Linked DNA regions of Mus musculus: regions 1 and 3 are each linked to region 2. The links are chromatin loops, found by intact Hi-C in ENCODE. Cell type or tissue: left cerebral cortex. All regions are shown on one strand.

What was found. Hi-C counts contacts between places; a loop is a spot of excess contacts. Peaks named below come from ENCODE experiments on the same cell type or tissue, not always from the same donor. Only the 100,000 strongest peaks of a DNase experiment are listed, where the experiment ranks them.
Region 1: a loop joins it to region 2, with 6 times the contacts of the local background. A loop is called at or near these places in 2 of 42 quality-filtered maps.
Region 3: it touches region 2 in a loop (12-fold over the local background); 4 of 42 quality-filtered maps call a loop at or near these places.

Annotation. Positions count from the first base shown.
Region 1 is chr3:80,698,408-80,706,407 of GRCm38, forward strand. It overlaps Gria2 (glutamate receptor, ionotropic, AMPA2 (alpha 2)), which reads right to left. Exons shown (of 16, transcript NM_013540.4): 12 at 4,051-4,249. Among named protein-coding and RNA genes, the nearest start is that of Gria2, 100 kb to the right of the region's middle. In left cerebral cortex, no CTCF peak of the experiment used is centred here; DNase peaks (open chromatin) are centred at 1,951 and 4,019; H3K27ac peaks cover 1,804 bases.
Region 2 is chr3:80,530,084-80,538,083 of GRCm38, forward strand. No RefSeq gene overlaps it. Among named protein-coding and RNA genes, the nearest start is that of Gria2, 270 kb to the right of the region's middle. In left cerebral cortex, no CTCF peak of the experiment used is centred here; DNase peaks (open chromatin) are centred at 3,100 and 4,050; H3K27ac peaks cover 4,197 bases.
Region 3 is chr3:80,156,441-80,164,440 of GRCm38, forward strand. No RefSeq gene overlaps it. Among named protein-coding and RNA genes, the nearest start is that of Gm36569, 270 kb to the left of the region's middle. In left cerebral cortex, no CTCF peak of the experiment used is centred here; DNase peaks (open chromatin) are centred at 1,773, 3,119, 4,192 and 5,339; H3K27ac peaks cover 2,784 bases.

The DNA.
Region 1 (8,000 bases), 170 kb after region 2:
TAGGGAGTGACCCCTGCTGTGCAATTTTATTTCAAATCTAAGTCTCCCTAAGTTTCCTGGGCTGGTTTTAAATCATTCTGCAACCCAGGTAGACCTCAAACTTGTGACTCTCTCATTCTCATTTTCTCATTCCCAAATAGCTGTCATTAAAGGCACCTACTTCCCAAGCTCAGACAATAGTTATGTAAATATAAATAGGTGTCATTAAAGCCATCAACATAGCAACAAAACATTTTGTTTGGATTTAGGAATAATCTCAGTTATTGTAAATCTCTGGTAACCATGATTATTGAAGTGTGAAATGCACACGCTCATGACACACACTGAGAGACACACAAACACTCTCATATGCAGAATCAGGCAAGTTTCAAACTAATTCTTTCATTCTAACGAAGAACAATTGCATCGATCCTACACATCTGTAATTTATACTGTTTGTAAACTAAAACATGTCTATGATATTGAGTAATAACTCTGTAGTCTGATGAACTAAGATCAGAGTAATTCTGCCATTTACAAATTAGAATAATTAGTCTACTTACTCAAGAGATAGGGAAACTTTACTTAGACCATTTTTTTTTCCTGAGACTAACAGCACTAACACATACCACTTGGTCAGAGAGTGAACAGTGTGTCTTGCCCTCTCACAAGTGACAACTTGAGGAAATGGCTTGATTACAGTGAGAAGGACTTGGGGCATGTGGCATGAGGCATGTGGGAAGGAACTCTTGCTCCCCTTCTGCAAGTCAATCATTGTCCTTTGTGGACTGACAGACCTGTGGCTGGCTCAAAGAGAAAGCCTGCTCTAGATTCTAACTTGCTGTGGGAATATGACAAACATAGGTTCTGCAAAAAAATCATTTTCCAGAAAATTATAGAACTATGATCTGCCCTATTTTAATGAGGGGAAATTATCAAAATTTGAAACTCTAAAAATAGTAGTTTATATTTGAAATCCCATTTCCCTCCTAATTATAGGTACCTTACAACGGCACTCTAATTAAGTATGATTAGCAAATCCATAGCAGGTCACGACAGCATACTGGGATCCATAGAGAGAAAACTTGCCAGCCCATAGAGAACAGTTCCAGGTCCACACCTCTCAGTTTTTACTAGATCTGACTCCACTTTCCCTTTCTTGAAACATCAACTGAATATTGATGTTAATATATTAGTGAATGAGTAGAATACAGAGATTAAATTAGAAAATTTAGAGCTTATGTCACACTTCTAAATCTACTATGGACACACTGGCATCAATAAAGTAATATTAACATAAGCTGACTTAATACTTAATTATTTATCTGAACTCTAAAAGTACTTAAGGCTTTGACTGAAACAGCTAATATCACAAAAGTTAAAAAGAAATCATCATAAATTAGAAATTCAATATTAGTTACTTTTACAGAAACAGTTATTTTATAAAACTTATAATAAAAATTAGGTGCACCTGTAAAAGATCCAAATTGCTGTTTAGAAATGGATATTCATTTTAAATTGTAATGTTTCTTTCATTTCTTTATCTACTATTTAAGATTTGGACTGTGTCCTTACTTCTCAAATTATTTATCTCAAACCTGGATTTAAAGCATTCTGTCATAGAAACAGACAATTGTCTTAGTTACTCATAGTCGTTCTAGCAGAATTAATAAAATTCCAAGATTAAAGAACAAAAATACGTAAAGCTAGCAACGCAATGAAATCATGTCATATTAGAAAATGTTATTGTTGTTCTTCCTATGGGGTTGCAAAACCCCTTCAGCTCCTTCAGTCCTTTCTCTAACTCTTCCATTGTGAACCCGGTGCTCAGCCCAATGGTTGGCTGTGAGCTGCTGCCTCTGTATTTGTCAAACTCTGGCAGAGCTTCTCAGGAGACAGCTATATCAGGCTGCTATCAGCATGTACTTCTTGGCATCCAAAATAGTGTCTGGGTTTGGTGACTGTATATGGGATGGATCCCCAGGTGGAGCAGTCTCTGGATGGCCTTTCAAGTACAAATGGAGGGACCCATAACTCCAGCCACATATGTAAGCAGAGGATAACTTTGTCAGGAATCAATGGGAGGAGAGGCCCTTGGCCCCCTGAAGGTTTGATGCCCCAGTGTAGGGGAATTAGAGGGTGGGGAGGCACGAGTGAGTGTATGGGTAGGGGAATACCCTCATAGAAGCAGGGGGATGGGGGATGAGATAGTGAGTTCCTAGGGGTGAAATCAGGAGAGGGGATAACATTTGAAATGTAAATAAAGAAAATATTCAATAGAAATAAATAAAATGAATAAAATTTTGTGTGATTAATACAAAAAGAAAAGGAAATGTTATATTAGAGCAATAATCCAAAGAAGGGCAATTATCCTTCTCCCACAGGTAATTAGATCTTTCACTGGGAGTTTGGTCAGGTAGTCAATAAAGCAGGTGTCCAGAGAAGAAAGCACACCAGCACATCTTCAGTCTGAAAGCCCACTTCCTCTGTTCCCTCTTCCTGGTTGGCTGGCAACCATAACAATCAAATGTGGTTAGCTTTCAGCCTGCCTTGAATGCTCCAGTCACGAAAACTCAAATTCCCCATAGGTAAAGGACAGTTGAAGAAGAGCATAAACTCAGTGTGCGTGGTGATTATGAATCTCACAAAGAGAAGCACACCTTTCCTTTGCAAATTCCTTCTATCTCAGAAATGTAAAATTTCAACTATGCTCAGCTAATGACTGAGGATTAATGGGAATTGTTGACAAAAAAATTGTTTTGTCTTTAAAGGGTCTAAATTAACTATGTGTTGATCTATCTATTTTACATGACACTCAGTGGATTGGAGTTTTTAGTTTAAATGTAATCCATGACAGAATTTCTTTACACTGAAGCATGCAAGAAGGAATGATGCACTATGGCTCCAGATGGAAAGTTACAGCATCCTGGGAAAAAACCCACTGTGATAAACAAGAAAGGAAGTCATTTATCGTTTTACATCAGGTGACCCCATTATCAAATAGAAACAGAAGTGGCAAGTGTGTCAAAAATCACTCTTAGACTAGCAGGCTATATAACAGTAGTTTTAATAGACTACATCAGAAGACAGCATACTTACTAGTTAAAAGTACAGTTGTTAGAACTATACTAGACTAGTTATATAAAGCGAGGTTCCCAAGCACATTTCTTCCCATTCCAACATGGCCCCAATTCAAGATAATCAGCAAGAGATAACACAGGAAATGCAGGAGAGTGTAGAAATCACAATCTACTGCTCTGACATTTAACAAGTTGAAGGTCTTTGCCTTTATCTTACTGCTGATTGGCCAACATCTCACACACTGATATACGTTCAAAGGTATTTGGTAACTATCAGATCATCTTTTGTCATATTTTTTGGGTTACGTAATACATTAGCTATGTGAAAACATATTAGTAGAATGAGCTATTCTGAAAACACAATGCAAACATGAAAGAAACTTATTCTATCATCAAATGTTTTATAATGGATTAAAAGATAAAGTTAACCTACACTTAATACACACATTGTAATTGTATTGCCTATTTTAAATGTTACAATGTTGAGGACTTTTCCTTTGAAGAATTTCCTCAAAAATTCCTACCTGCTTCTTAATTTTGAAATAGCATACTGGATGCAAGCACGTGTCTATTCATGACAAAATCATGCATGGTAGCTAAGCACGGTTATCATAACTGTGCTTATAAAACATGAAAGAAATATGTAGTACCCTTTCTTTAGAAAACAGTAATAACTTATACTGTATTTTGTTTCAATTTTGATCCCATAGAATGTTTATCACTTTTGATAAAATTCAGATTGTATAGCATCATTATGCATTTTCCTCTGAGAAATTAAGAATAAGGATACATGGAAGCACGGTTATAGTTGGAGATCAGAAGGCATGGAAGGTCTAAGATAGAGACAGAACCAGAGCAGAAACAGTGACAGAGACAGCTGGTCCTTCTCACACATCAGCTTTCATGGGCCATGGGAAGAATGGGGGTGGGAATAATTTATGGGGGCTAAATTTAGAAAACAACACAGAAACTAAAAATAAGAATCACTTACCCTGAAAAACTCTTTAGTGGAGCCAGAGTCTAATGTTCCATAAGCAATTTCTGTTTGCTTAGACAGATCCTCAGCACTTTCGATGGGCGACACCATCCTCTCTACAGTCAGGAAGGCAGCTAAGTTAGCCGTGTAGGAGGAGATGATGATGAGGGTAAAGAACCACCACACACCTCCAACAATGCGCCCAGAGAGAGATCTGATAACAAGTACGAAATGGATTCGTAAAGCGAAATGAATGCTCTAATATGAAAGAAGTTTACACTCATATGCAAGTAGTCACTTATAGAAGAGTTTACCTTATAGCTTGCAATATATCTTTTCATTTAGTGAAACTAGAAATTACTACTCATTTTTTGGGCAAGGAATACAGAATAATGAGGTTGAGATCTGTGGATGTACCCAAAGACTTAAACTCCATTCTTGGGAGTCTCTCATAATGTACTCAAATACTTGGTGTAAAATTCCACAAGAAAGAAACTTCATTGTACAAACATACAACTAATTGATCTAATATGCAAAATACTTTGTCTACTCCTGTAATAAATATGCACAAACAAGAGAACCTAAGAACATTAGCTAAGTTCAAACAAAACAAATATTAAGAAATGATTTATATCATAAATGTAGCTTTAAACATGAAAGAAACTGTCTCTTTAACACAGTTCACCCCAACCCCACAAATAGACCCAGTTCCATTAGGTTTTTTGGGCGTGCAAACACATGGGTATTCGATGCAGTACAGGAAAGAAATGGACAAATGAAATGACACTAAAATAAAACAAAATTCTTAATGAGTATAAATCAAATGCTTTAATGGTGTGCACTGCTCTGACCCTGTTCCTTTGTGCTTCCTGCTTAAGAGAAAAAGAAAACTCAAAGAAAACAGATTAGATGTTTTAAAGTTTAAAAAGGTATAAATTTACTAATGTGAACTATAATGAGACAGCAGCATTTATATGACTATAAATATATATATTGTGTCTTTAGAAGCTTAATGGATTTCCAATAGTTTACTTTAAATATTGAAGGAGATAATAATAATAATAATAATATAGCTATATATGTAACAGTAGGCATCTACCATGTTATTTAAATCATTTTATGGGATTCTGTATATATTTGAGAAATTCAAAGTAGTATTTCTAAAATACTAAAACATGAAAATTGGGCAATTTATGGGCATAATTAAACTTATTGGCAATTAGCATTAAGAAGTTCATCCTTTGATACATTAGACACAGGATGAAATTGTGGAATTTGGTAGAATAAGCCACTCACTCAATACAAAAGGAAACTCCTGTTCCCCAAACTACAATATCTTGAATATCTGTTGCTTAAAACAAAAAAAACTGAAAGTATATAAGTGAGCCTCCATAACAAAGTCACAATAAAATGAAAATATTTAAATAGTAGGAATGGAAAGCTTAAATATTTTTCACGTGGGATCAGGATCAAGTATTTTACAAACTTTGCTTCTAGAAAACCCTGATATTGACACAGACACACTCCAGGTGTATCCTATCTACCCATGCAGCACAATAATTTCAGGACACATCTTAGTGCCCTGCACTAAGAGGGCAGACTTGGAGCCCAGTTGCATGGGTCCTTCAACACTAATGTTGAATATTTTTTAATGAATCTGGCACTGTACCAATGTCCAACATGATTAAGAATCATGATTATATGTTATTCTATTTAGCCAGGAAGTAAATACTAGTAGATATCTGTTTTTTTTAAATACAGTGTTTAAAAATATTGAGATTAAATATTTCAATATTACTTTAATTGCATTAACTCTAAAATATAGAAAAGTTTTAGAATTTATCATTTATTTTTAACTGTTTTAAAAGCAACAATTAATTTTTCTGGGGGTTCTAGTGAAGTTTTATTAAAGGAGGGTTGATGAAATTTGCCATAATCAAAATCAAAAGTTATACTTTAGATCACATATGGTGAAGAATATAAATGTAAAAGCACTGTCATTTCTTCTTAATATGCATAAAATAATGATGTTTAAGGGGCCTAGGATTTATATTGTGAATATAACAAGGCAAGGTGAAGAAAATCACTATGGTATATTCTTTCCTAATTTCTATTTCAAAACATATCTTACTATGAAGAGACCTGAAACTTTTCTTCTTCTTCCTCCTCCTCCTCCTCCTCCTCCTCCTCCTCTTCTTTTTCTTCTTCTTCTTCTTCTTCTTCTTCTTCTTCTTCTTCTTCTTCTTCTTCTTCTTCTTCTTCTTCTTCTTCTTCTTCTTCTTCTCCTTCTTTCTTCTTTCTTTCTTCTTCTTCTTCTCCTTCTTCTTTTGTAATTTTGGACAAGTTATAGTCACTGAATTCATTAAATCATCCTAGACTGTAATTCAAATATGTTCTTTCAACATCCTTAATGGAGGTCCATAGTAGACTTTACTTGAAAAGGGATGATTGCTGCACTTTCAAAAATAATTAAAAGGAGTTTCTAAGTGGTCTGTTAATTTTTAGCTCTTTTAAAAAGAGACTAACCCACTCTACTGTTCTGATCTGCAGTGGTCATTACTGCATTCCAAAATATGATAGTTGTGTTCATTCTTTTCTTAAAATGGTCATTAAACTGGCAATATCATGTTTTAGTTATAATTTTTAAATATATATGGTGCATAAGCAGAAAGAAAAATACATTTTATTTTTAATGGTATATACTATATTTACATGTTAATTAAAAAAATCAATATTAAGGAAAATACCTTAACTAAAAACCTGTGTTTCTTTCTAAGAAATAAGTGTTATTGTATGTGCAATGTAGCAAGCCTTGTCTCAAGAATGAAAGCACAGAAGAAAATATTCTTCTTAAGAAACAAGCTTGATAAAAATGAAAAATTGTCTGAATATATATATATATATATATATATATATATGGAGAGAGAGAGAGAGAGAGAGAGAGAGAGAGAGAGAGAGAGAGAGAGAGAGGAGAGAGAAAAGATAGAGTGCTGACCAGGCACATTTTACTTAGAACCCTGACTCAGAGGTCTTTCCAAAGCTAAACTATCAATTTAGTGTTCTATGGAAGAGAATGTTTGCTCTCTGACCCCAAATCTTGTTATTTTTCTCTTCCTCATTGTTAGAAACTGATCTTCATATATTTAATCTAAACAAGGTAACTATGAGAGATGAGAGGCTGACCCTTCCCCATTGTTGTCAGTGGTTAACTGTTTACTTAGGACCATACGCTCCTTCACTCATGTCATGCAAATATAACTAGATTCTTTTTCTAATTCAGGGATGCCATAAAGAGAATCCACTGTGAATATGAAGTTAAGATTTTTCTTTTTAAAAGATCTACATAGTTCAGTTAATTTTTCTTTATATGTGATTTTTGTAATGCAGTACCATAACAGCAACTGGCTCTCAGAAATAAGCATATAATAATCTCTGCCTAAATGATATATTTCCCTCTTCTCAGCCAGTGGAAGATATTAAAACACTTAGAAAGCTTGAAATGCTTATATTCATTATGAAATTAATTGCTTATAATTTTCCAAGAACACAAAAACTAACATTTCAATGAATTATCATCAAAAACTAACTCCCTTAACTAGTAAAGATTATTATTGGAATCAAAAGTGTTTATTCCAGATCAAATTGAACTTCCCCAAGAGACACATAACATCTTGGCTATAAATGTTAATGATAACACACTAGCAAAAGTGGGATTTATTTATCCGAAGAGATACAGGTAATTATCATTCATGTTGTAACATAAACAATAGCAATTGGTGATTTGTGACAAATACTGATAATTAAGTACTTGAAGCCTGAGATAATTATAACCTGATGTGAATCGAGGTGTGTGAGTATGTATCCTTCAACGTGGCACAGGAATTTTCAGCAAGCTATTCTTTTTCTGTCTGCATTTCTAGATATGTGTGATCAACTTTTTACTCCAGGAGCCTAACATTTAAAAC
Region 2 (8,000 bases):
TTCTAAGAAGGGGAAAAGTGTCCACACTTTGGTCTTCATTCTTCTTGAGTTTCATGTGTTTAGCAAATTGTATCTTATATCTTGGGTATTCTAAGTTTCTGGGCTAATATCCACTTATCAGTGAGTACATATTATGTGAGTTTTTTGTGATTGGGTTAACTCACTCAGGATGATGCCCTCCAGGTCTATCCATTTGCCTAGAAATTTCATAAATTCATTCTTTTTAATAGCTGAGTAGTACTCCATTGTGTAAATGTACCACATTTTCTGTATTCATTCCTCTGTTGAGGGACATCTGGGTTCTTTCCAGCTTCTGGCTATTATAAATAAGGCTGCTATGAACATAGTGGAGCATGTGTCCTTCTTACCAGTTGGAACATCTTCTTGATATACACCCAGGAGAGGTATTGCGGGGTCCTCTGATAGTACTATGTCCAATTTTCTGAGGAACCCCCAGACTGATTTCCAGAGTGGTTGTACAAGCTTGCAATCCCACCAACAATGGAGGAGTGTTCCTCTTTCTCCACATCCTCGCCAGCATCTACTGTCACCTGAATATTTGATCTTAGCCATTCTGACTGGTGTGAGGTGGAATCTCAGGGTTGTTTTGATTTGCATTTCCCTGATGATTAAGGATGCTGAAATTTTTTTTCAGGTGCTTCTCAGCCATTCAGTATTCCTCAGGTGAGAATTCTTTGTTTAGCTCTGAGCCCCATTTTTTAAAGGGGTTATTTGATTTTCTGGAGTCTACCTTCTTGAGTTCTTTATATATATTGGATATTAGTCCCCTATCTGATTTAGGATAGGTAAAGATCCTTTCCCAATCTGTTGGTTGCCTTTTTGTCTTATTGATGGTGTCTTTTGCCTTACAGAAGCTTTGCACTTTTATGAGGTCCCATTTGTCAATTCTCGATCTTACAGCACAAGCCATTGCTGTTCTATTCAGGAATTTGTCCCCTGTGCCCATATCTTCAAGGCTTTTCCCCACTTTCTCCTCTATAAGTTTCAGTGTCTCTGGTTTTATGTGGAGTTCCTTGACCCACTTAGACTTGATCTTAAGACAAGGAGATAGGAATGGAACAATTCTCATTCTTCTACATGATAACTGCCAGTTGTGCCAGAACCATTTGTTGAAAATGCTGTCTTTCTTCCACTGGATGGTTTTAGTCCCTTGTCAAAGATCACGTGACCATAGGTGTGTGGGTTCATTTCTGGGTCTTCAATTCTATTCCCTTGGTCTACTTGTCTGTCACTATACCAGTACCATGCAGTTTTTATCACAATTGCTCTGTAGTACAGCTTTAGGTCAGGCATGGTGATTCCACCAGAGGTTCTTATATCCTTGAGAGGAGTTTTTTTTTTTTTTTTTTCTATCCTAGGTTTTTTTGTTATTCCAGATGAATTTGCAGATTGCTCTTTCTAATTCTTTGAAGAATTGAGTTGGAATTCTGATGGGGATTTGCATTGAATCTGTAGATTGCTTTTGGCAAGATAGCCATTTTTACTATATTGATTCTGTCAATCCATGACCATGGGAGATCTTTCCATCTTCTGAGATCTTCTTTAATTTCTTTCTTCAGAGACTTGAAGTTCTTATCAAACAGATCTTTCACTTCCTTAGTTAGAGTCATGCCAAGGTATTTTATATTATTTGTGACTATTGAGAAGGGTGCTGTTTCCCTAATTTCTTTCTCAGCCTTTTTATTGTTTGTGTAGAGAAAGGCCATTGACTTGTTTGAGTTAATTTTATATCCAGATACTTCACTGAAGCTGTTTATCAGGTTTAGGAGTTCTCTGGTGGAATTTTAAGGGAGGTTTTGAAATTTAATAAAGCATGAATTTAACAATGATATCATTATCATCCAGTAACAGCCTAGTGAAAGAGTCTGCTACAGATTCAATGTTCTCTGATACACCAATGGCTTGTGTTGTAGGATCAAGAATCGACAAGTGGGACCTTATAAAATGCAAAGCTTCTACAAGGCAAAGGACACTGTCAATAAGACAAAAAGGCCGCCAACAGATTGGGAAAAGATCTTCAGCAATCCTACATCTGATAGAGGGCTAATATACAATATATACAAAGAACTCAAGAAGTTAGACTCCAGAGAAACAAATTACCCTGTTAAAAATTGGGTACAGAGCTAAACAAAGAATTCCCAACTGAGGAATACCCAGTAGCTGAGAAGCACCTAAAAAATTGTTCAACATCCTTAATCATTAGGGAAATGGAAATCAAAACAACCCTGAGATTCCACATCACACTAGTCAGAATGGCTAAGATCAAAAACACAGGTAACAGTAGATGCTAGTGAGGATGTGGAGAAAGAGGAACAACTCTTCCATTGCTCTTGGGATTGCAAGCTGGTACAACCACTCTGGAAATCAGTTTAACGGTTTCTCAGAAATTTGGAGTTAGTACTACCTGAGGACCCAGCAATACCTCTCCTGGGCATATATCCAGAAGATGCTCCAATGTATAATAAGGACAAATGCTGCCTATTTTCATAGCAGCATTATTTATAATAGCCAGAAGCTGGGAAGAACCCAGATGTCCCTCAACAGAGGAATGGATACAGAAAATGTGGTACTTTTATTCAATGGAGTACTACTTAGCAATTAAAAACAATGAATTTTTGAAATTCATAGGCAAATGGATGGATCTGGTTTATATCATCCTGAAGGAGGTAACCCAGTCACAAAAGTACACACATGATATGCTCTCACTGATAAAGTGGATATTAGCCCAGAAGCCCAGAAGCTCTGAATACCCAAGATACAATTCACAAACCGTAGTGTAGATACTTTTATTCATGTTAGAAGGAGGGAACAAAACACCCATGGAAGTTACAGAGACAATGTGTGGAGTAGAAACTGAAGAAATGACCACCTAGAGACTGACTCCCCTGGGGATCAATCCCATTTACAATTACCAATCCCAGACACTGTTGTGGATGCCAACAAGTGCTTGCTAACAGGAGCCTGATACAGCTGTCTCCTGAGAAGCTCTGCCAGTGCCTGACAAATACAGAGGTGTATGCTCACAGCCATCCATTGGACTGAGCATAGGATCCCCAATGAGGAAGCTAGAGAAAGGACCCAATGAGCTGAAGGGGTTTGCAGCCCCATAGGAGTAAGAACAATATGAACTAGCAAATATCCCCAGTTCCCAGGGACTAAATCACCAACCAAAGAGCGCACATGATGGGACTCATGGCTCCAGCTGCATGTGCAGGCTTAGTTGAACATCAAGTGTAGGAGAGTCCTTTTGACCTATGAAAGCTGTATGCTCCAGTGTGGGGGAATGCCAGGGCCAGAAAGCAGGAGTGGTGGGCTGGTGAGCAGGGGGAGGGGGAAGGGATAGGGGGAGAGTGTTCTCAAAGGGAAAACCAGGAAAGGGGATAACATTTGAAATGTAAATAAAGAAAATATCCAATAAAGAATGTTCTCTGATATAATTTAAAATATCACCCACTGTGTGGTCTTGCAAAATATCTTGGTATTTTCTAGTGAGAACTCTAGATAGAACAGAAGTATCATGTATAACCATACCAGGTAGACTAAATACAGAATATTCAGATTGTATCTAAATTGTGAGTAAGCATCTAGCACTTACCACAACAATGTTAGCTTTAACAACAACAATGAAACCTAAGTTATCTAAGGTTGTCTGTGTTCAGAGGCTCTGTATTCTAGTGAGCAATGTTGAAATATAATATATGTGGATGAAATATAACCAAGTGTGGATGGTGAATCAAGATTATTCTTTGGAAGGAGAGAAGGAGGAACAGCATAACAAACTTGGCCCACATACCCCTTGATCTGACAATGACGCATCTTTACACCACTTTCCCTGAACCTTGGCTGGTTGAAAGATCTGAGTGAGAATAAAACATGTTAAGGTGGAAGCCCCATGGAAAGAGCTTACTGAATTCTTCGTTGGAATTTTGTTGTTGAGTGTTGAACATAATGCAACATCAGATTCTGCTGAGGACCAAGGGTTGAGTTAATAACAAAAAGGAAACTGGCCAAGCTGCCTGTGAGGGAGTTAGAACACTTATGTAGGACTGCAGCAGAGCCAAGTCAGACTTGGTATCTGTTCCAAGTATCTGCCATTTACCCTACCATCTGTTAGTTTCTTACATCCAGTGCTCTTCACTTCGGAATAAGAGTTTCTATTCTAAAATGTGTTTGGTGAGTCATAGGAAGTGGATAACTCAGTGACACCGAAATATAGCCCTGGATAAGTTAGAAATGGCATTCATCTGATACACAAGAACGAAGAGCACTGTCTTAAGCAAGGGAAAGTTTTATTTTTTCCTTTTATTTTTTATTCTTTATATGGAATCCAGAGATAGGCAGTCTAGGACTGGGTTGACTGCTCTAATGCTCTTACTTAAGTCGCAAGCTCTTTTTTTTGGTTGTTGTTGCATTTGAAGAAAAAAGAAATTTCTGGCCAGATTGCTCTTAGTTTTTTAACTTACATCTTTAGCTTACATTTTAGGATGTTGTCTTGAAACAATTGTTTCTATCTGTGTAACTAGCTACCAGTAACCTAAGCTGCAAAATAGGTGAGTAAACACAGCTTCTCAGGTTTGTCGATAACCTCCCCTAACAATGCAAAAGTTCTTATTCTGAGAAAGAGGACATAGTGCAATGTGATGAATGTTGTATCTTAAATTCGGATATAAATCAATTCCTAGCTCTCTGTTGTGAAAAAATGAACATCGGAAGTATCAATAGCTTTCTTCTTGCTTACCTTTTAAAGACTGATGTCCATTGACATTATAGGATACAGAAATAACATTTATATAAATAAATAAACCACAGTAACCCGAGAAACTGCCAAGTAATACTAGTGTATTTTCATTCTAAAAGGTAGAATCACAGTTTAGTGACAACATATCTGTTGGATCGATTTGACTACATCACACTGGCACTTTTAGGAAAAAAAAATTTAAAGCTTGGAATTCTGTGTAAAATCTGGGAAGGGGTAGGAGTAGAGTAGAGGAAGAGAGTGGGAAGAAAAATGAAGGAAAGGCAAGACGGTTGGCTGAGGTCTTTTAGTAGAATGCTGGATATCCACTATTAGATGCACTGAGGACCCACTGATCTTCCAGTCTGGAACTTAGGAATTAATTTGTATGCCTGGAATGTTTAATTTTTTTTAAAAGAGATACCATGTAAGTGGAAGGAATTGATCCCAATGTGAACGTTAACTGTCCATTGTTTTGTAGGTAATACTTACTCCTGGTGATACAATGATTAGATTTGTCTTGTAGAGCATGCAGAATCCTAAATATTGCCATTTGAACCATTTTGACATCTGAGTCCCCTATTATTAGATTCACTAAGTTAGTCTTTTGACAGGTTATTTATATTAAATGAAGTTTATGACTTTAGTCTTTGGAGAATGAGTCATGCAGAATTTTGGAGCTGTCACTGAGATACTCAAAGGGACTCAGGTCAGGTGTACTCCTGGTGATAGTTTCCATGGACCGCTAAAAAGTCATCATTGTTCCCAGACTGAATTCCAACTAGCTACAGAACTTCAACTAACTCCATTGGCTTATGTGTTTCTGTTATATACTCCTTGTTCTGATTTTCCAAATCAATGCCAAAATATCTTCAATTTGATATCTCTCATGCTTGAAAAATTTATGTATTTTTCAGTGGAGATATTTCCTGGTTTTCCCCAGGAAGCATATTCGAACACTGCAAAGAATACTGACATTTACAATTGATTTAATTTACATAACATTTTCTAGAGACAAGAAACAAACTTCAAAGGAGAAATCACAATCCATTTTATACAGCACAATATCCCAAATAATAAATAAATGTGTCATTAGCTTAGCTCCTCTGCTCACTGTAAGGTACATTATTCTTCTTGTTTTTTAGTAATAAAATGAACTAATTATTGTTCCAGATGTGAGACGATGTCAGGATGACATTTTGAAGCTTGTCTTTATGAATTCAATCAATCGCTCATTTTCTGTGTTACAGATTGAACTAGGGTCTCATTTATGATAAACACGTGCTCTCCCACCAGTCTGAGGAATTACTTCGAATTTTTTATTTTGACACGGGTTTTTCTGTATATCCCAGGTTTGTGTTGAAATTCTGATTCTCCTGCCTAAGCTTTCCTAGTGCTAGGACTGCAGCTATGTATCAACATATGTGACAGTGACTCTGAATTATTTATGCGTGTGGAAGTCAGGTTGAAGAAAGTCAAAGGAAACTTATGTTTTTTCCTGTTTGTAACTTTAAAAAAAAAAGGTTTTGTAAAATTCCTGCAGTGTAACCTTTACCAGCAGCTAACTTCTGAATATTTCATTTGTGCTTAAACATCCAAAGTCACGCCATTATCATCAGTAATTCATAGGTCTGCTCTAAAATTTGATTGCTTTGTAAGAATCAACTTTTTATAGAATCAGAAGAGAAAAGAAAATGAGTTTTCAAAGTATAGTATTTTTAACTACATAGTTGTTAAGAGTAAGTAACATTACCCGGAATTTGGGTCTGTGTTTAATTCCTGACTTTATCTTTCTAAAATAAAATTTACTAGTCCTCTTGCTGGCATTTGTGACACTGTCCTTTTTCCAGTTTCCCTAAGCAACTTGTGTGACATTTCCAGCTCTTATTTCTCAACAAGTGGAAACAGTTAAGAAGCTGCTATGATGGCAGAGCTCACAAACACTGTCCCCAGAGTAGAGGTCATCACTAACACTGTCCCCAGAGTAGAGGTCCTCATGAACACAGTCCCCAGAGCAGCTGTCCTCATGGACACTGTCCCCAGAGTAGTGGTCTTCATGGACACTGTCCCCAGAGTAGTGGTCCTCAGAGATAGGGTTTTGGAGGTTGTTTCTGGACAGATTCTGTTTATCGATAGATTACTCCATTGATGGACCCATGGCATAATGGACTCTTGGGAGGTGGTAGGAACGTGCAGAGGTGGGGCCTTTTGTAAGAAATAGGTCACTGGGGCATGATCCAGCCTCTTCCTCTTCCTTTGTGTTTCTGGAATGAGATAAACAGCTGGCTACTGCCACATGATTCCCACTGTGATGTTCTTGCTTTTGTTGTTCAAAAGCAATGAACCATGTGATGAAGGACTGAGATGTTAAGAAATGTTTTCTCAGATGCCATGTGTCCATTGCTTCACATCTTGTTCAGAAATCTCCTGCTTGTATCTCTCCCAGAATTCTTTCTGCTTCCCAGATGTCCTACCTCCCATTTCCTGCCTAAGCCATAGGCCATAGGCTTTTTAATTGACAGTTGATGCATCCATACAATATACAAGATATTCTCCCAACACAGTTAAGTATTTTTTTTCTTTTGCCACAGATCCATGGACTTACAGAAGTCTTCCTTTCCTATTCTTCTCTTTGTCCATCTTGTAATGGTCTTTAGCTATGTCATTAAATAACACCTGCTTTATGCACTTCTGTGACCTTACCTTTTTCCTCTTTTAGGAATTTAACCATCCTGTGGCTACATGTACATTGAGTGTTCCATGTGGCAGAATGTAGGGTTATTTAATTATGATCTAGATAGAATAGGGCATAGCTGTATGGTTAAGGTATCTGTGAATATATTTTGCTGAGAGCATGGGGCTTGGATTCAGAACTGAATAACTTTAACGTTACTATAGTAGATTGTTAGAACTAGGGTGTGTGGGAAAGTTCCCATAAAAACCAGTCTCTTCTTACAAAATTTAGACCTCAGAAGGAGTTGTGTTAGAAACCACTGGTCAATTTTCCTTTTCTTTTAATCTTATTAAATTTTGATTGATAGTTAATGTGTACATTTTGATAAATTCCTATACACATAAATACTTGTGTGTTTATCCCAATCAAAACTATTTCCAAATAGTTCCAAATTGTTCATGTTCATAATTTTTATGGGCGTTTTGGTTTTTAAAAGAATATTTCACATAAGGCCTAGTCTTTTAATGTATTTTAAGGTGCATAAGTACTGTGTATTATGTATGTAGTATT
Region 3 (8,000 bases), 370 kb before region 2:
GTACATAAACCAGTTGAACAGGACAGGATCACAAGAAATTCACAGCTGTCATGCTCTAAGAAAATCCAGAGGTCACAGAAACCAAGGAACAAATATCCACCTAACAAAGATAAACCCAGAAATAGGCACCTAGACCTTTAGTTATCACAAACCCAGACACCCGGACACCTGTGCAAAAACACAGTTAATAAAAGCCAGGGTAATATATCTTCACTAAAACTCAGCTATCTTACAACAGCATGCCCTGAATCATATTTCAACCACAAGAAAAAGACCTTAAAACAACCTTTATGAATATGATGGAAGTGCTTAAAAAGGAAATTAATAAATCCTTTAAAGAAATCCAGGAAAACACAAACAAAGGTGTAAGGAAATTAAAAAAACCATTCAAGACATGAAGTTAGAAATAGAATCAATAAAGAATACACAAATTAAGAGAATTCTGGAAATGAAAAAAAAATAGCAATTCAATCAGGAACCATAGCAACAAGCTTTAACAGAATACAGGAGATGGGAAAGAGACTCTCAGGTCTTAAAGATAAAATAGAAGAAATAGATACATCAGTCAAAGAAAATGTTAAATCTAAAACATTTCTGACACAACACATCCAGGAACTCTGGGACACTGAAAAATCAAACCAAAGAATAATAGGTATAGATAGAGGGAGGTAAAAGAAACTCTGATCAAAGGCTCAGAAAATGTTTTCAGCAAAATCACAGAAGAACATTTTGCTAACCTAAAGAAGATGTCCATAAAGATACAGTAAGCATACAGAACACCAAATAGATTAGACTGAGATACAAAGTCCACTTTCTGCATAATAATAATAACATTAAATGTAAAGAACAACAAAAAAGAGAGAACTACATATTACCAAATAATGTACAAGAGCAGCCCTATTAGAATTATATTTGACTTCTCAATGGAGACTCTAAAAGCCAGAAGTGCCCAGACAGATATCTTTCAGACTTAGAGTCCACAGATGCCAGCCCATACTACTATACCCAGAAAAAACGTTCAATCACTATAGATGGAGAAAATAAGATATTCCACAATAAACTGAATTTTAAACACTATCTATGTATAATTTTTATGAGACTCTTGCCTGTTAGAACGAGTAGGTCTCTGACATCTGTGGATCGAGCTAGAAAAAAAAATCATTGAGTGTGAAGTAACTGACACCCCAACAGATAAATAAGGCATACTATCCCTTATCTGTTGATGTTAACCCCTTTATTGGGATGCTATAATCTGCATAACAATGGAGGTTAGGTATAAAATAAAGGATGGGGGTGAGGGCGCAGTTTTCCAAAAAGGAAGAAATTGAATATGTAGTAATGGAGAATAATTGGAGCAGACTGAAACAGGAGAATTAAATACAGTTGTTGAGGGGAAATGGAGCTAAGAGAGGGAATAGAGGGGGAGGTAATTAACATTAAGGGGCACTAAGGGTCACATGGAAACCTACTTCTATAAAAGTTTTTAAAATATATACATATATGAGAGGAATTGGTAAGCAGCATCTAACATGGAAGAAATATGTCATTTCCTCCTTTTCCTCGCAAACATGTCCAGTTATCAAAAACTCAAAATAAGTTCTCTTCATAAAAATATAAAAACATTTATACCCACTGTCACTACATTTTCTTCTCTGAACTGCAATGAGAAGTTCAATTTTATAGAGTCCTTCCTATGCCTCATGAGAGAAGGAATCACTCTGGAAAGCAGGTGAAGGGATACCCGGCATAAGCGGCACATGCTGCTGTGCCCCCACACTCCTCTGATCTTCTAAGAGCGTGCCATATACTAACTCATCTAGCAACTTCAGCACAACTGTGAGGAAGTTATTTCCATCCTACCAATAGGTGAAGTGTTCAGACATAGAAAGTTTAAGAGGTTGTTTCAGCTCATAGAATTTCTACCATGCACACTTGATATCAGAACGAATGCCAGTTTTTACCACAAAGGATATGTCTCTATTCTGTCTGTCTATCTGTCTGTCTAATTGTGTGCATGTGCACATGGTGTGTGTGTGTGTGTGTGTGTGTGTGTGTGAGAGAGAGAGAGAGAGAGAGAGAGAGAGAGAGAGAGAGAGAGAGAGAGAGGTGCTTTGGGATGTGGATGAGCCCAAGCCATGATGTGGGTGTAGAGATCAGAGGAAACTGTTAGTAGCTGGTTCTCTCTTTTCACCATGTAAATTCCAGGAATCAACCTCAGGTTTTCAGGCTTGTGCAATGAGTACTTTCACCCATTGGACCATTTTGCAGGCCATTTGTACATTAATGCAGGACAGTTATTCTTGAAAAACAACAATAAAAGACCGAGTTTTGTCTGGCTTCTTCAACTGACTCACTGGAGGTAATTTCTATTCTGTAACCCAAATCAAGGAAACCCATGAATAATTTCTTTCTATCCACATCATAGTTATGAACATTGAAATGATGCTACCAACAGAGAAAATTCTGGACACCTATGGATGAAATACTTTTGACTGTTTAGCTGATTATGAGTCTGTACATACATAGGGTCTGAAATAACTCCAGTCAGAGGAAAATTACCATAGACCATTAATACATTTCCTACAATTCACAAGAACACAAATATTAAAAATATAAGGTAGAAACTGACTGAAAAAGATGCTCAACATTAAGTTATGTCCTCTGCATGTACATGTACATGTGTGTTAACATTTCACCTCCAAACCCATGCATGCACACACACACACACACACACACACACACACACACACACACACACACAGAGAGAGAGAGAGAGAGAGAGAGAGAGAGATGTACACTCACACAGAAAATAAAAGCAAATCTGGAACTCTGTATCATGAAATATTCACAGTCAAATAAGCAATATTTAATCCCTGGATCATGTAAGAGGAAGAAAATATTTCCTCCATGTATAGAAATAGAGACAGAAGTGAAGATGTGATGCCTTTGGCAGACAAGAACATGAGAGCATGAGAACTTACATCACAAATATGCTCCATCTGCTAAGGTAGAGGAGAGGCAAAAAGAGAAGTGAAGAATACAAATCACCTTTTTAAAAACTAAAAACAACAAACCAAACCAATCCAAACAAACAAACCAATGCAACCAACCCCCCACCCAACTAACCCATCAACCATCTACCCAACCAACCAACCACCCAACCAACCAAACAAGCCAACCAGGGTCTGAAATAAAGTGTAACTGGATTGAATTGACGGCTATTAGTGCAGAAAGAGAAAACAGTTTTGAATGTGTTTTACATTCATGACAGGCTGGAGTGAAACTCAGAGGGAAAGCATATACAGGGCCATGGGCTAAGTCTCTTGCAACACCTTCTCTCTGCTCTCAAATAAAAAGGACAGAGAAAAACAAATGTAAAACCTAATGGTCAGACCTCCATCACCTTCTGGGGAGAAAAAAAAAACCCTCATAAAAATACTCTAGGCTTTTGAGAAGAAGTGGGAAGAGTGGGACTTTCAACAAACAATTTTTAAATTTGATGAAAGGGACAAATCTACTGATGTGATGTGAGGCTCAGAGAGTTTCAAGCATAAGCAATACACAGGCAAGAATATCAACATCAATTTCCTGACCAGTAATTAAAAAAAATCTTAAAAGCAGTGAGAGAGAGAGAGAGTTAAAATTATTATAGATGAGTACAAATAAGGCCAAGAGAGGATTATGTGCAGGCAGGTAAGCCAGAAAATAAGGGTGGCAACTCATTACAATCATGGGAAAAATCTTTAGATATAAGCATGAAAAAATCTTCCCCAAATTAAGAGGGAAGAAGGAGAATCTTGAAATTTTTTGAAAGAGTTGCAAGTATAATTTTTAAATAATATTTCCATTATCTAGACATTGAAATGAATTATTGTGTCATAAGGAATCTGATACCAGATGGAAACTTAGTTCCATAAAAAAATAAATATAGAACTCTAAAAGTAGTTAAAATGAGATGAACTTGAAAGTTATTTCATGGTTTCCTGTGCTTCCAAGGATAGAAGATGTTAAAGGCAAAAACAGGAGCTACGCATTTGGGGGTTACAGAATACGAAAAAGCAAAATTTATAACTATAAAGAGAATAACAAATGCAAATTAAAACCACACTGTGACACTTTCACACCCACTGGAATGGCTAAAATTGAAAGTACTGTCTTAATCCAGCAAAGATAAAGGAACACATCAAGATAGCTGTACAGCCCTGTGTGACTCTGTTACATAAGATGGTGGCACCCACAGACAGTAGAGATAGATTTTATCTCACTTACTATGAGAATAACCTTGGGAAATTGGAACAGAAAGCATGAGATTTCTCATCAGTAGAATGAGGGTAAAATAGAACGTATGTGGTGCTGGAGAGTTGGCTCAGTGTTCAAGAGTACTTGCTGAGCAATCATAAGTATCTGAGTTCAGATCCTAGCACCCACATAAAAAGCTGGGTATGGTCACAAATGCCTGTAATGATAGTGTGGAGGAAAGCAGAAGCAGGAAGATTCTTGGGAATTGATAGCAATCAATCCAGGCTCACTGAGAGACTCTGTCTCAATGAAGGAGGTCAAGAGTGATCTGGTAGGTACCCAATTGCCCTGCTGGCTCTGTACCATGCCTTCAGATGTGCATACATACACATATGGGCACACTATACATCCCTCCCTACCTACCTACATACACACACATACACACTATACCCACACACATATGTATATAAAGAAGAACTTTCTAGATGCACATATGATATTATGTTAATTATATTCATTATCAACTGAGGAAGTTTAAATTACAACTTCCTGATAATATATATATATATATATATATATATATATATATATATACACATATACACACACACACACACACACATATATATATATATATATATATATATATATATATATATTCATTTTTTCACAAGTTTTCTGATCCTAATGTTGCTCTTAAACAATCTTTACTGAGTCAGTAACGTATTCTATTATGGGAACAGTAAAATTCATTTCTCTATGTTTATTGACATCTTCTAAGACATATATGTGTGTGTGTGTGTATAAAATTTGTAGCATTTAAGATTAGTAATATTCAAATATATGCTGTGAGAATTTGTTGGGAATTAGTTCTAATGCTTTGTCTTAATTCGGCTCCCAAAAGCCGCACTTCCAGACCTGAGGATTTCTGCCCTCAGCTGGCTTTGATTGGTAATAAAGAACTGCCATACAACCAATGGCTGGGCAGGGAGATGGAGGCAGGACTTTTAGATAGCATGGGCAAGGGACTGAGGGGAGAGGGAAAAAAGAGGAGAACTTCCATGTCAGGGAAGAAAAGAGAGCAGACTTAAAGGTTTGATGCCATGTAAGAATCCAGGAAAATGGCCCTAGGGGGTCACTTCCTCGATTGTGTATGGGGTAGCAGAGATAAAATGTAGATTTTAAAAGCTGTTAACTCAGGAATACCAGAGGGGAGTGTGTGCTAGGCGTGGGGAGGTTTAGAGGTGCCCAACCATTGAGCTAGTCAAGGCATATCAAAATTGGCTGGCATGTGTGTCTTGCATTCCCAAATCCAGAGTTCTTGAGCGGGAGCATTGGGAGCCTAAAGCAGATTAACTACTTGACTGCTACAAGAATTAGAAACACAGGTTTCAGTATGTGGACTTACTCAACTTTTGGATTCTAGCATTATAGGCAACAGAGAATTACAATGTGGGATTGAGTTTCGTATTAAGTTCTCATATTTATTTTTTACTATTCAAATTAAGAGTTGATAATCATTTAAAATCAAACAACTTATTTGGCATCACCAAAATAAAAAGGTAAATGTTGAGGAAGTTGATACATAAAGACTTGCATATAATTGTTAATGGCTTTATTTTGATGCCTGTCGACACATACACAGCTTCATTTTGTTTTAAACTTGGTCAAGCAGTATATAATGTGAAAATTTTTAGCCAGAGGTTGAAGAAGGAAGTGTCAGACCAATACTGAAGACTGGAGAGGCATACCTCTGTGATAAGGGGACAAGCTCTTTCTTGATAAACTTCTAGTTTTCATTGACAACTGCTGGTCCAATATTCCATTTGGAAAAGCTGTGGGATTCTTCCACAGTAACAAGGGCCCCATGTGGTTAAAGGCCTTTAGAATATATATTAAGTTTCCAAATGCTTTGGCAATACCTTCCTCCTAACCACAACTTTATGGAATCTAACCTAATTACTGGTCTAGACACTGAGATAGAACAGGATTCATTGCCTGTGCTATTTCAGCTCACTGTGCCCCGTCTCCTTCTCTGCTGGGCTTTCTATTTTATGGTTTCCAGGAACTGTGAAGAGTGAGGTCATCCCTGGGCCAGGAACTTCCAGTGGAGGGTGAGAGACATATGATGGCCTTACAACTATTCTCTCCAATTCTATATTGGGGGTTATAGGAAAAATGTTTGTGCTTCTAAACATACTTTTAGTGAGAAGAAGTTTATGAATCTTTTTATTTCTTCATATGATTCATGATTACATGACCATAAATAAAATGAAAAATATAGAGAGAACTATTAAGATATTACACAAATCTACAGGAATAAGGGTCCTGAATGACAAGGTGCTAGAACTGGAGATGAGAAGACACCGAAAACAAATAGCTGTGACCAGGAGGCCTTGCATAAGTTGATGGCCTATGCAAACAAGTTTATTAAGCAGCACACACAGCTTCTTATATACTATTTGCAGGGGGAAAACGGCCAAGGTCAGCAGAAAGTCAAATCAGACAACGTTGGAATCAGACAATGTTGGTCGAGAGAACACAGGATACCTAACACACAGCTGCATTAGTAATGATAACCACAGCCCAGGGGAAAAGTTGGATTCATAGAAACGGCAACCTTGACTCCTTTCTACTGGCTTCAGTCCCAGACTTGAACTTACCCACTCTGCTCCTGATCTAATATTTCCTTTGTCCTTTCATCAGGGTCTCTGAGAAAACCTTGGATCTATCTGGCATCCAGCAAATATCACATTGAAGTTTCCATTATTATGAGAAAAATAATAAGTCAATTAGTATAGTCAAGTCCTGAGTACAGGAGCATGAAAGCTAAGGCTTCCCAGAATGGTGCTGGGGAAACAGCTCAGCCTGTAAAGCGCTTGCTGGATAAGCCAGATGACCTGAATTTGGTTCTCAGAATCCACATTAAAGGGGGAAAATAAAAAGGCTGGGTGTGGTGATATGTGCTTATAAGCCCAACATTGAGAAGTAGAGATGTGGAGCTCATTGGTCAGCCAGGCTAGCATACTTGGTTTGCTCGAAATGAGTCACAAACAAGTCAGATGGTTCCTGGGGAATGATACCTAGACTTGCTTTCTGGTCTCCAGATGAATAAATACACACACATAAAGACTTGCATGCATGGCACTGGAGAATATGTGTGCGCGAGCGCGTGCACACACACACACACACACACACACACACACACACACACACACACACACACCATTCCTTCTATGTCTGAAAATGGTGGCAGTTGTTTTATAGCTTTTCCAGAGACCAATGGTCAGGGTTAAAGCTCTTACAGAGTAAAGACCGAAACATCCTTCACTACATTTCATCAAGGCATACCAGTTCTCAATCTTTCATACATGGTCTCCCTGTTCAAAAATCACGATAGAGGATATATCAAGTCCTATCATAGAGAAAGTAAATATGAAAATGTATAATTCAAACATGTGAGATTATGTGTGGGCAGCATAGCACAAAAGCAAAAGCCCTGACTCCGAAATTGAAGTATTCTTTCACAGCGTTGTTGGTATTTGGTTCAGGGTTATATGGTCCAACACAGGGATGATAGGCAATATATTTTAAGCCTACCATTAGAATTTTGTAAACAATAAACTGCCATTTACAAATACTTCTTTAAAATACAAGATACATATTTTAGAGAAATATTAAAGGGTATAAATAAAAAATATTTTTATAGAAGGCTTTCTAAAATACGTGTCCTTGTTGCCTCTTAGTGAATGGTTCTGCAT